Linked DNA regions of Mus musculus: region 2 is linked to region 1. Evidence: chromatin loops called from intact Hi-C (ENCODE). Cell type or tissue: heart. All regions are shown on one strand. Links, peaks and the distances in the headings refer to the core of each region. The heading gives the core; the rest is flanking DNA.

Region 1 (5,377 bases), core at 233-5,232:
ACTCAAATGGCAGGTTTTAAAAATTACATTTACAATTGTTGCTGTTGTTGTTGTGTGTCCACGTGTGGGCTTGTTCTTGAACTTGCATGGGCTGAGTCTGTCCTTTTACCATGTCGGTTCTGAGCATGCAAGTCATGTCGTCAGGTTAGGCAGCAGGTACTTTTGCCTGACAGGCCACTCTGCCAGCTCTCAAACAGCCAATTGTATATTCTCGGGCCTGGAGAGATAGCTCAGTGGTTAAGAACACTGGCTGTTCTTTCATAGGATCCAGGTTCAATTCCAGCATCCCCATGACAGCTTACAACTGTCAGCAACTACAGTTCCAGAGGATCTGATGCCTCTGTAGGTACCAAACATAGATATACATACAGAAGAAACACCCTATAGCCATTCAATTAAAACAATATAAATAAAAGTAGGTATTCTAGGATTGGGGATATGTCTCAGTGGTTAAAGTGTGAGGACCAGGGTCTAGATTTCTAGAACCCACATAAAAGCTGGGGTGCTTACCACTCCAAAATTGGGGGACAGAGACAGGTAGATTCTTAGAGCTCACTGGCCAATCAGTCTAGCCAAACGGGGGAACTCTTGGGTGAGTAAGCTATCTGCCTTTTACTATTATTGTGTGACTGGTATGTGCCATGATGTACAGACGTGGAGGCCAGAAGACAAGTTAATGGATTTGGCCCTCTCCTTGGCCTTTAGGTGCATTCTGCAGACTGAATTTAGGTAGTCAGGCTTCTACAGCTAGCACTTTAGCAGAATCTGGGGGATGTGGGGACTGTACCAAGAGAGAATTGTGGAGTAGAGGCAAAGAACAAGGGATGTGAACCCCGGTTCTGCTGCCTTAACTTTGTGGGTCTTGCAAAAATGAGTTAACTTTCAAGGCGCACTAATACTTTTCCCAGTAGTCCTCACCATGTAGGAAGGCAAAATGAGAGGTTTTCAAAGTCAGAAAACCAGTACTGACTGTTAAGTTTCAGTATGTCTGTGGGGTCCATATGGCCGACCCCCACCTGAAACTCATGTAGATCAGGCTGGTCTTGAACTCAGTGATTCATCTGCCTCTGCAGTACTGGGATTAAAAGAGTGTGTGCCCCACCACACCTGGCTGGCTGTTCTGTGTTTTATTAAATAAACTTTTCCTTCTCCAAGTCCTATTTGTGGACTGAAATATGTATTTTTTTCCTATGAAAAGATTTTTTTCAATTGAGTTAAAAATATCTGAAGGCAACAAAAAAGTTACTAATCAAAACCCTAAGGTAGGCTATTTTTGAACTAGTTTTATATACAAGAATAGCCACGTTGCCAGTTTCTGCAAACTAAACCCTTGTTATTTACCTTCCTGCTGGTATAATTAGGTAGGGAGGATTTAAAGTTCTGCACCACAGCAGTTTAGGAACAGTGGCAAAGGTCTTTCATAATAGCATGGAGAGGCACCATTCAAATGACAAAGTTGCCAAGCAAGGCGGCTGCTTTTAAGATTCTTTACCCTCCCCCATGGCATCGGGCTACCTTATAGACGATTTTAATTGTGAAGAACAAGAGTCTCTTCTGCACTTGAGGCATAAAGTCTCCGATAAGGAATGAGATTACAAATTGGCTGCCTGTCGGGCACATTTTCCTGGGATTTTTTACTTTGTTGGTCTACGTGGTTTCGGCATATCGGTTGCCAACACGTCAGATTTAGAGATCACACATAAAACTTCAACGTTATGGTTTTGGTAATTAAAAAAAAAAAAAAAGGAGAATACGATTATTTTAATGGTGGACCCCCTTAAGGGCATGGATGGAACTCCCGTTTCCACATCATCTAACATTCCTATTGTCTTCCACCAGGCCGGTGTCATTCGCTTTATTTGCCAGGCCTCTACAGACATCTGAGTCTGCAAACACTATCCAGACCTTTACTGGCTCCCTTCAAAGCTTACTTTGTTCTGTCCCAAGTCCCTCATCAGATTTTAAAGCAATAGCTAAGCAATCTGATCAAGTACGTGTACTTTTACATGTGCTTTCTGGAGATAGCATCTCAACAGAAAGAGATGACTATGCGGGTGGGTATTACAAGTATCACGGGATTACAGTCAGGATTGCCAGTGTCCACTCTAACTTACTCTAGTCGTAGTAGCCACGCCACACAGCTCTCGGATGGACCAAGGCAATGGTCTCCTTTGTAGAACAATGGACGCTGGACTACATGTGAAACCTACTTAGGCAGCAGTGTGCTGATCATCCAATAACACTAAAAACTGCTGCGAGCAATTCTGACTTGAGCTTCCTCCTAGGATTCGAGGTACTGTCCTGACCACATTTCCCCTCACCTGTTTTCGGGGCTGCTTTTGCGCTGGACAGTCGCGCCCATGGACCGCGCTCATCTAGCATGAGCTCATCTCTCGGGGGCGTTTCCAGAAGGCCTGGTCTGGCCTTGTGCGCCTGCTGCAAAGGGCTCCCCCCCCCCCCCCCACGAGATCAGCGGCCCCCCGCGATGGGCGGGCGCGGCTGCCCAGAGGCTCTCCTTCTCTGGAAGCTTTGTTCCCATTTAAGCGCTAGAGGGTTCGGCCCCGGCCACGGCGCCCTACGTCTTTCAGAGAATAGACGTTCTCATAGGCTCAGCACGCGCGGTGGGGAGCCTCGGGCGCACTTGGTAAGCCGCGCCCCGCGGAGCTCCCGGGAATGGGGACGGCCTCACGCCCCACTAGAGCGCTCGGGGCCCGACCCTCCGACCGCAGCATTGTCGGACCGGGCTGCACAGCCAGCACGAGCGTCGGCTCGGAAAGCAGATGCAGGCCGACCACTCATCCCGTCCGCCCGCTTAGGGACCACCCGAGGCCAATCCCACTGCAGCTAGGTCTTGCGATTGCACAGCAGTGAGCGCCTATTGGCCGCCGCCACGGGCTCCTGCACCCTCCTTCTCCCTTTCGAAGCTCCCCTCCCCCCGCGCTCCAGCTCGACGCTGCAGACCAATGAGATGGCACTTTATAGGTGCCCTCCCTCCGCTTTCTTCTTCTCCCCGCCTCAAAGAGGGAGGGGAGGCTCTGACTGGCCCGATGTCCTCGGAAGCCCCCTTCCCTTCACCAATCACCGAGAAAGGTACACGCCCAGCGGAGTTGTCCAGCCAATGAGGAAACGGGCGCGGCGCCCAGCCGTGCAGTTCCTCCCGCGACTCGGGAGTTTCGCCGTCCTTAACTCTTGAGGCTTTTCCCTGAGGGCCAACAGCTCTGATTGGCCACTGTCGCTATTGTCGACTCTTCTCTCTAGCCAGCCACAGGACAAGGAGAACCCTCTTCCCTTCTGTTCGGCTACCTTCGGCATTCCTCGTTGCTGGGGCGTGGTCTCCCAGCGGCGTCTCCTCATTGGTTATCCAGGTCGCTCGGCTTTTTCCGGCAGGAGCTGCAAGCAAGCGACGTCTCTGATTGGTTCCGGCTTGGGTTTCGGCTCTACAGCCGAAGCTGGCGGGCGCGGGCTCGGCGAGCGATTCCCAGACGCCTGTAACGCGGGCGGCGGGGCGCTGGGCGGTGTAAGGGCTGGGTGGGGGAGGAAGGAGGCGGAGGACGAGTAGGAAGGGGGAGGGGGAGTGGGGAAGGGCTAGGCGGCTGCGCAGACGGCGCGCCTCGCACAGAGCAGCCCCCGACCCGGCCGAATGCGGGCTTGTGTCGCCGCCGTCGCCGCCGCCTGGGCCGAGTGACAAAGGAAGGAAGGCAGCAAGGAGGAGCCGGCCTTGCAGCCGCTGACAGGGCTTCGGGCTCCGGGCACAGCGCGGACACTTCCCGAGCAGCCGCTGAGCAAAGGCGAGGGGCGGAGGCCGGCCGTGCCGGGGCCACGGACGGGGGAGGGGACCCCGAGGGACGGAAGCGGTTGCCTGGTTCCCATGTCCCCGGCGTATGGGGAGCAGTCAGGGAGCCGCTGCCTGGGGTCTGAAGGGAGCTGCCTCCGCCGCCGCTGCCGCCATGGCCGCTGGATCCAGCCACCGCCTGCAGCTGCTCCTGGCGCAATGAGGAGAGGAGCCGCCGCCACCGCCCGCCGCTGACTCGCGACTGCGCTGCCCTCCGGTTCACCCGGCCGCCGCCGCCGTCAGACCGCCGGATCCCGCTGCTGCCGGAGCCGCAGCGTTTGCCGTCGCATCTCCGAGCCATCTCCTCCCTCCTTCCCATCCCCCTTCTCTTCAAGCGTGAGGCTCGTGATCCTTCCGCCGCTTCCCTTCTTCATTGACTCGGAAAAAAATCCCCGAGGAAAAATATAATACTCAGAGTACTTATTTTCAATCAAGTATTTGCCCTCGTTCACGTGATATATATATATTTTTAAGGATTCCACTCCACCCTTTTTCTCCTCTTCCAGGAAAGGGAGGTGAAAGAATTGTATTTTTCTCCCAGCTCTAAATCATCTATGTGTTAAATATCCGTACCGATCTGTCTTGAAGAAATACATAGCTCCTTTTTTTTTTCCTTCTTCTTAAATAGCTATACAAAAGGAGTGAAAAGCCAAGAGAACGAAGTCTTTCTTTCTCTTTCTTGCGGGAGAACTTAATGCTGCATTTATCATTAACCTAGCACCCTAACATAAAACAAAAGGAAGAAAAGGATTAAGGAAGGAAAAGGTGATTCAAGAAGAGCCATCATGTCGGGGCGACCGAGAACCACCTCCTTTGCGGAGAGCTGCAAGCCAGTGCAGCAGCCTTCAGCTTTTGGTAGCATGAAAGTTAGCAGTGAGTATCGATTTTATTTTACACCCTTCCTCCACCTTACCATTTAGATAAGAAACCTCGAAATACCAGGATCTTACACTAACAGACCTGATAGAACAGTCAGTGGTCGTGGAAAAGGGCAAAACCAGCCTTGAGTCAAGAAGAGGCAGGCTCCTTTTCCTCCTCCCATTCCCGTACCCCCTCCCCCCGCCTCATTAACCTTGGATTGAGAGAATATTAGTTTTATTTGCCTGATTGGATTTGAAACTTCTTTTCTTACGTTCTCCGTGCTGCTGGTAGTCTTTTCAAGTGCTCCAGTGCCTCCGGGTTAAGCGATGGAAGAAGCGTTCGCTTGCCCATCCCTTTGAATAAAGAAGAGGAGGACAAGGCTTGATTAATAAACCATGATGTACATTTGCCGAGTCCTTGTCTTCTGGAATGAGGGAGTTTATCTTAGTTAGCTCAGGTTATCAGGGTTCTGTATTCAAAATAGAGATATTAAATGCCCCAGCCTCCTAATATTTCCTATTTGCCCGTGTGACTACACAAAGTATTTTTGAATCTGGGGATGAACTTGCTTGGTAACCCACATTGCCGTTGGAGGCAAGCTAGCATCCATCCCTCACTCGTCTAGGGGTGGTGGAAGCTGATAAATATCCCGCAGCAGTCGCATCTCTAAGTGCATTGTTTTCA
Region 2 (5,377 bases), core at 96-5,095, 260 kb after region 1:
AATTTCATAGTATCATTTTACCTTAAAATTAGCCAACGCCTCGAACTAATATTGTTCATTTATTTATTCATTCATTATTTTTGTGGCATTGGGAATTGAATTTAGGGTCTCACATATGCTATAAGCACTCTACTACTGAGATACACACTAGTCCAAAATAATCTCGCTATTATCACTAACAAAGTTAATTCTAATCTTTTTTTTTAAGATTTATTTATTATTATATGTAAGTACACTGTAGCTGTCTTCAGACACCCCAGAAGAAGGCATCAGATCTCATTAGGGATGGTTGTGAGACACCATGTGGTTGCTGGGATTTGTACTCAGGACCTTCGGAAGAGCAATCAGTGCTCTTAACCGCTGAGCCATCTCTCCAGCCCAATTCTAATCATGTTGAGAGAACTCTACACAGGGGCTGATTCCCTTTGTCTTATAAGGGAGGGGCCACTGTCTGTCCTTGACTCTGAGTAGGAAAGAGTGATGGGTGATAGAGACAGTGATAGAGACAGTGTTGCCCTTTAAGCCAAAGGGAGTGAGACATTCTTAGTTCTTGTCCTTAAGAATTTTGTACTATTTGGTCTTTTTCACATTGCCCATGGGAAATGAGATTCTGGAAACTTGTATAATGCCCTGCTGCAAGTGATAAAATGTCCTTTATCTGTAGCCCAGGAGTTTGATAGTTTCAGCCATCACATATGAACTGGCTTGCAAATGTGGTAAAACTCAGACTTTCCAGGCATCCAGAAATCAGAGAACATTGTATGATATGTATTTTCCCAGAGGAAATGGAAAGCTTTTTTTTTTCCTTTTTTTAAATTCAGAGGCAGACATGCAAATACTATGTGCACGCACACACGATAGTACATGTGTGGAGTTGTTAACTGCATACTACCATCTGAGTCCTGAGACTGAAGGCAGGTCATCAGGCTCAGTGACTTGTGTCTTTACCCACTAAGCTGTCTCTCAGGCCCTTCAATTTAACATCTTACCATAGCTCTTCTCTAGGGAATATCTTATTAATGTTTGTCTTGGGATTAAATGGGAAACAATAACTGCGTTATGTTTTGTATTCTTTTTTCTTTTTTAAAAAGATTTATTTATTACTATACATAAGTACACTGTAGCTGTCCTCAGACACACCAGAAGAGGGCGTCAGATCTCATTATGGGTGGTTGTGAGACACCATGTGGTTGCTGGGATTTGAACTCATGACCTTCGGAAGAGCAGTCAGTGCTCTTACCTGCTGAGTCATCTCAACAGCCCATGTTTTGTATTCTTAATGTCCACTTAATATAAAATAAACCATCTCAGTCTACAAGCACGTGGGCAGAGAAAGAAAAGTGAAATTTAATGCTTACTCATTCATCAAGGGTAAAAGGAAAAAGTAACCCGAATGGATAAGTTAATTAGACCATCTTAAAACAAGAGTTAAGCTGGTGAGTACAAATTAGTAAATGTCTCCCACTGGAAAGGAGACCTTTTGTTTGTTTTATAGACAGGACCTTGCTATGAGACCCAGGCTGGCCTTGAACTCTGATTCTTCCTGCTCTGGCCTCCCGAGTGCTGGAATGTGTTCGTTTCATCCTTCCCAGATTGCTCTGTATTTTTTTTTTCCATGGGCAGGCCATTTTACCTCAAAGAAGCAGCTATTGTAGGTCATAGCACTCAAGAGACAGTCTATAGGGTTTATTACAGTCTCAGAAGCATCTAGTTAAAGGAAGCAAGAAGAAGGAGATTTCTTTCCCTGAGAGGACTGTTGTTAATCAGTACCAGTCTCTCTCTCTCTCTCTCTCTCTCTCTCTCTCTCTCTCTCTCTCTCTCTCTCCCTCTCCCTCTCCCTCTCTCTCTCTCTCTCTCTCTCTCTCTCTCTCTCTCACACACACACACACACACACACACGGGATAAGAGACAGTTTATTCTGGGAACAAATATGGATGATTATGGGTCTGGGAACAGTTTCACACTACCCTAAATTCCACATTCCAGTATGGTGATATGACACTCCCATGTAGTTTTATAGTAAAGAAGCAAAATCATAAATCAAGACACTTCCCATACACAGCGGTAAAAACATTAGGTGGACAGGTCACAGGAAGGTAAGAAAATCTCAGCCATAGCCTCAGATGGTGTCTGATGATCTTCTCAGCCTTTTGGTTGGTGGGAACTGGGGGTTGGGGGGAGGGGGTCTGCTCATAGATTCCAAAGGGTTTACCTAATGCTCACAAAGATGTTAGATCACATACAGAAGGGGGCAGTAAAAGACCACTATGTGGGGACTAAAGCTGCTCCAATACTACTTGGCTATAATCCAGCAACCTTCCAGCCTTACTAAGATCTCTAAAATTGTAATCAGTTGATCAGCCTTTCAGGAAGTTCAGAGTGATGTGTGGTTCAAGCCAGGAACTTTCCTTCACAAAGGGAAAAATGAGAGGAAAACTTATCAGTTGCAATAAAGTTCCAATTCTCCTCCTCCTCCTCCTCCTCCTCCTCCTTCTCCTCCTCTGCTCCTTCTTTTTGTGGTCTACAATTTGTATCAAAGTCAGTCCTCACAATCCTTACATTTTCCAGTTCTACTCTTTTTCTTCTTTGTTCATTTACTCTACACAAAAATGCAGTAGCGCCAGTAAATACAGGTGAGTGGTTTGAAAGTGAAAGTTACTTTGCCTTTAGATACATTGCACAGGATAGTGCATGGACCATGGGGAGAGATGGAACCTCATGAGCTATGTAGCTCTGAATGAATCATATGCCCTTCTGAACCTCCGTTTGTTATGAAGATTAAATGCCTCTCACGCTCAACTCTATACAGGGAAGCTGTGATGCTGAAGATTATATTGATCCTAGTTGAATTTAAGAAATGCCAGGAAAAGGCATTTTTAATTCTGTTAATTGGTATAATGACAAATATCTGATTGCACAATTAATAAAACCAGTTTAGGAGCTGAGGGTATGTAACCCAGTTTGTAGACTATTTGCCTAACATGCAGGAAGTCCTTATATACCAGGAAAGGATGGCACACACTTGTAATTCCAACATTTAATAATCAGTTCAGGGTCATCCACAGATCATTCAAGGCCAGCTTAGGCTAGAGACTTTGTCTATAAATATTTATATTAAAATTAAAACCACTTTTTTGGGTGTGTGTGAAGAAATGGCTCACTGGTTAAGAGTATTGGCTGCTCTTCTGGAGATTCTGAGTTCAATTCCCAGCAATTACATGGTGGCTCATGACTATCTGTGATGAGATCTGATGCCCTCTTCTGGTGTGTCTGAAGACAGCTACAGTGTACTCAGATACATACAATAAATAACTACAAACCACTTTTTTCCTGACCTACAGCTAGTTTAAGGAAGCCACTCAATGCTGTACATCTTAGTGAACTTGAATACAATTAGAATGGTTGATTTGAAGCAATGGAGCTCTACTGAGGGGGTTACACTTTCAGTATCAGTTACCATGTCATTTACTTATCCAAAACACACACACACACACACACACACACACACACACACACACAGAGAGAGAGAGAGAGAGAGAGAGAGAGAGAGAGAGAGAGAAACAGAGACAGAGAGACAGAGACAGCCCATCACAGTTGTTGAAAGTAGAAAAAAATCTTATCTTCTTTCATGACTACTGTGTCATGATATATTATCTGAAAATTTAGCATATATGCCGGAGAGAAATAGGAGGTAGGGGGCCTTTGTATCTGTATCTGCAGAATGTCTACAAAGCAGGAAGGAAGAAAGACCATAAAATATCCCAGGGTGGAACCCGGATCTGCTACTGCTTGTCCAGTACCAAAAGGTCAGCCCTGAAAATACGAATACAGTTAGCATTATACTGGACTGAATGGGTCATATAGGAATATATGTATGCATGTATACATATAAGCATGCAATAACAATTAGGGAGGAAAAGGCCATGAATTTGAAGGATAGTGGGGAATGGGTATGTATATGTAAGGATTTGTAGAAAGGAAAGGGAAAGGGAAAATGATGTAATTAAATTACAATCTCAAAAACAAAACAAAAACAAAAACCATTCTGGGTGACCTTTTAACCTTTGCGCCAGCGCTGACGCCACGCCCTTGGAGCGAGGCCTTGTACCACTTCTTTTGCGCACGCGCTTCTTAGACTTACTTCCGTCCGGAGAGGCGGGACTTCCTGTCCCCCTTCGATTGACTGCGGAAGTGGAGACAGACGGCTCAGGGTAGTCGGAGTTTGGGAGCTTTGCGCGTGTGCGCTCATAGTTGCTTTCGCCTGGAAAGATGCCGGGACTGGCGGCCGCTAGCCCTGCCCCGCCCGAGGCTCAGGAGAAGAAGCCACTGAAGCCCTGCTGTGCCTGCCCGGAAACCAAGAAGGCGCGTGATGCGTGGTCAGTGCGTAGCCCGGGAGGGAAGCCCGGGCTTTAGCAGCTCGGCTCCACTCTGCTCTCTGGGACTCTGGAGATGCAGGGACCCATAGTTCCGCTGTCCTCTCTGCTCCCTGATCCCGCACCCCAGTCTCAGTTAGGGGTCAACGGAGAGGGCAAGAGGTTACATTGATCCCAAGGTTCTCGTCCTTCATTCCTTACTACGATTGCATTTTAGTCTTCTTAGGGATAAGACCCAGATAAATAGAAGTGCGTAAAGATGCTTCTTGATTTAAAGGCATTTAAAATATGTGGAGATTTGTTACCAGCCAATACTATACCACCAGCTGTGATAGATTTACTAAGACCTAGGTGTAAATTTTTCAGGTAATCTTTAGTAATTTTTTTTTTTTTTGGTCGAAACGTGTGAATAGTAGAACACAGGATACATTTCTGAAGGGATACCCTTTCCAAGAAGTTAAAAGTCAACCTGTCTGGAGCTGGAGAGATGGCTAAGTGGATAAAAGCCCTGGTTGACCTTCCAGAGGGCCTAGTTTCGATTCCCAGCACCCACACGACTGTTAACAATCTTGTGTAATTCCAACCCCAGAATAATCTGACACCCCCTTCTAGCTATTGCGGGCACTGCACACACATGGTGTGCAGGCAAAACACCTATACACATAAAAACAAATTGTAAAACTTGTCTACAGGACAGAGGTGATATTAATGTTCATCGACTTTATCATCAAGTCACAAAAGGTTTTGTTTGGTCTCCTCCCTTTTATGTAGCCTGGGTTCTGGGGCAGATACTGAAGTCCTCAGTGTGGCTATGCATCTCCATCTTCTCCCATCAAAGCAGAAAAATACTCGGAGAAACAAATATGGATTCTCATGGTGTGATTTCATTACCGGAGAGACTGAAACAGTTTTAAGTCTAGCCTGAACATCCGAGTGAGACCATGTCTCAAAATAAAAATAGAAAAATACACAAAACAAAGTATTCCTTGGTATTGTAAGGTAA

What was found. Peaks named below come from ENCODE experiments on the same cell type or tissue, not always from the same donor. Only the 100,000 strongest peaks of a DNase experiment are listed, where the experiment ranks them.
Region 2: a loop joins it to region 1, with 2.0 times the contacts of the local background. A loop is called at or near these places in 2 of 42 quality-filtered maps.

The regions. Positions count from the first base shown.
Region 1 is chr16:38,085,909-38,091,285 of GRCm38, forward strand. It overlaps Gsk3b (glycogen synthase kinase 3 beta), which reads left to right and starts at 3,093. Exons shown (of 11, transcript NM_019827.7): 1 at 3,093-4,705. The coding sequence starts at 4,618. It overlaps BC031361 (cDNA sequence BC031361), which reads right to left and starts at 3,352. Exons shown (of 1, transcript NR_033221.1): 1 at 1-3,352. In heart, for the core only: a CTCF peak has its summit at 1,797; DNase peaks (open chromatin) are centred at 3,003 and 3,163; H3K4me3 peaks cover 3,940 bases; H3K27ac peaks cover 3,906 bases.
Region 2 is chr16:38,342,831-38,348,207 of GRCm38, forward strand. It overlaps Cox17 (cytochrome c oxidase assembly protein 17, copper chaperone), which reads left to right and starts at 4,169. Exons shown (of 3, transcript NM_001017429.2): 1 at 4,169-4,377. The coding sequence starts at 4,271. In heart, for the core only: CTCF peaks have their summits at 2,254 (motif pointing right) and 3,266 (motif pointing left); a DNase peak (open chromatin) is centred at 4,171; H3K4me3 peaks cover 1,166 bases; H3K27ac peaks cover 2,601 bases.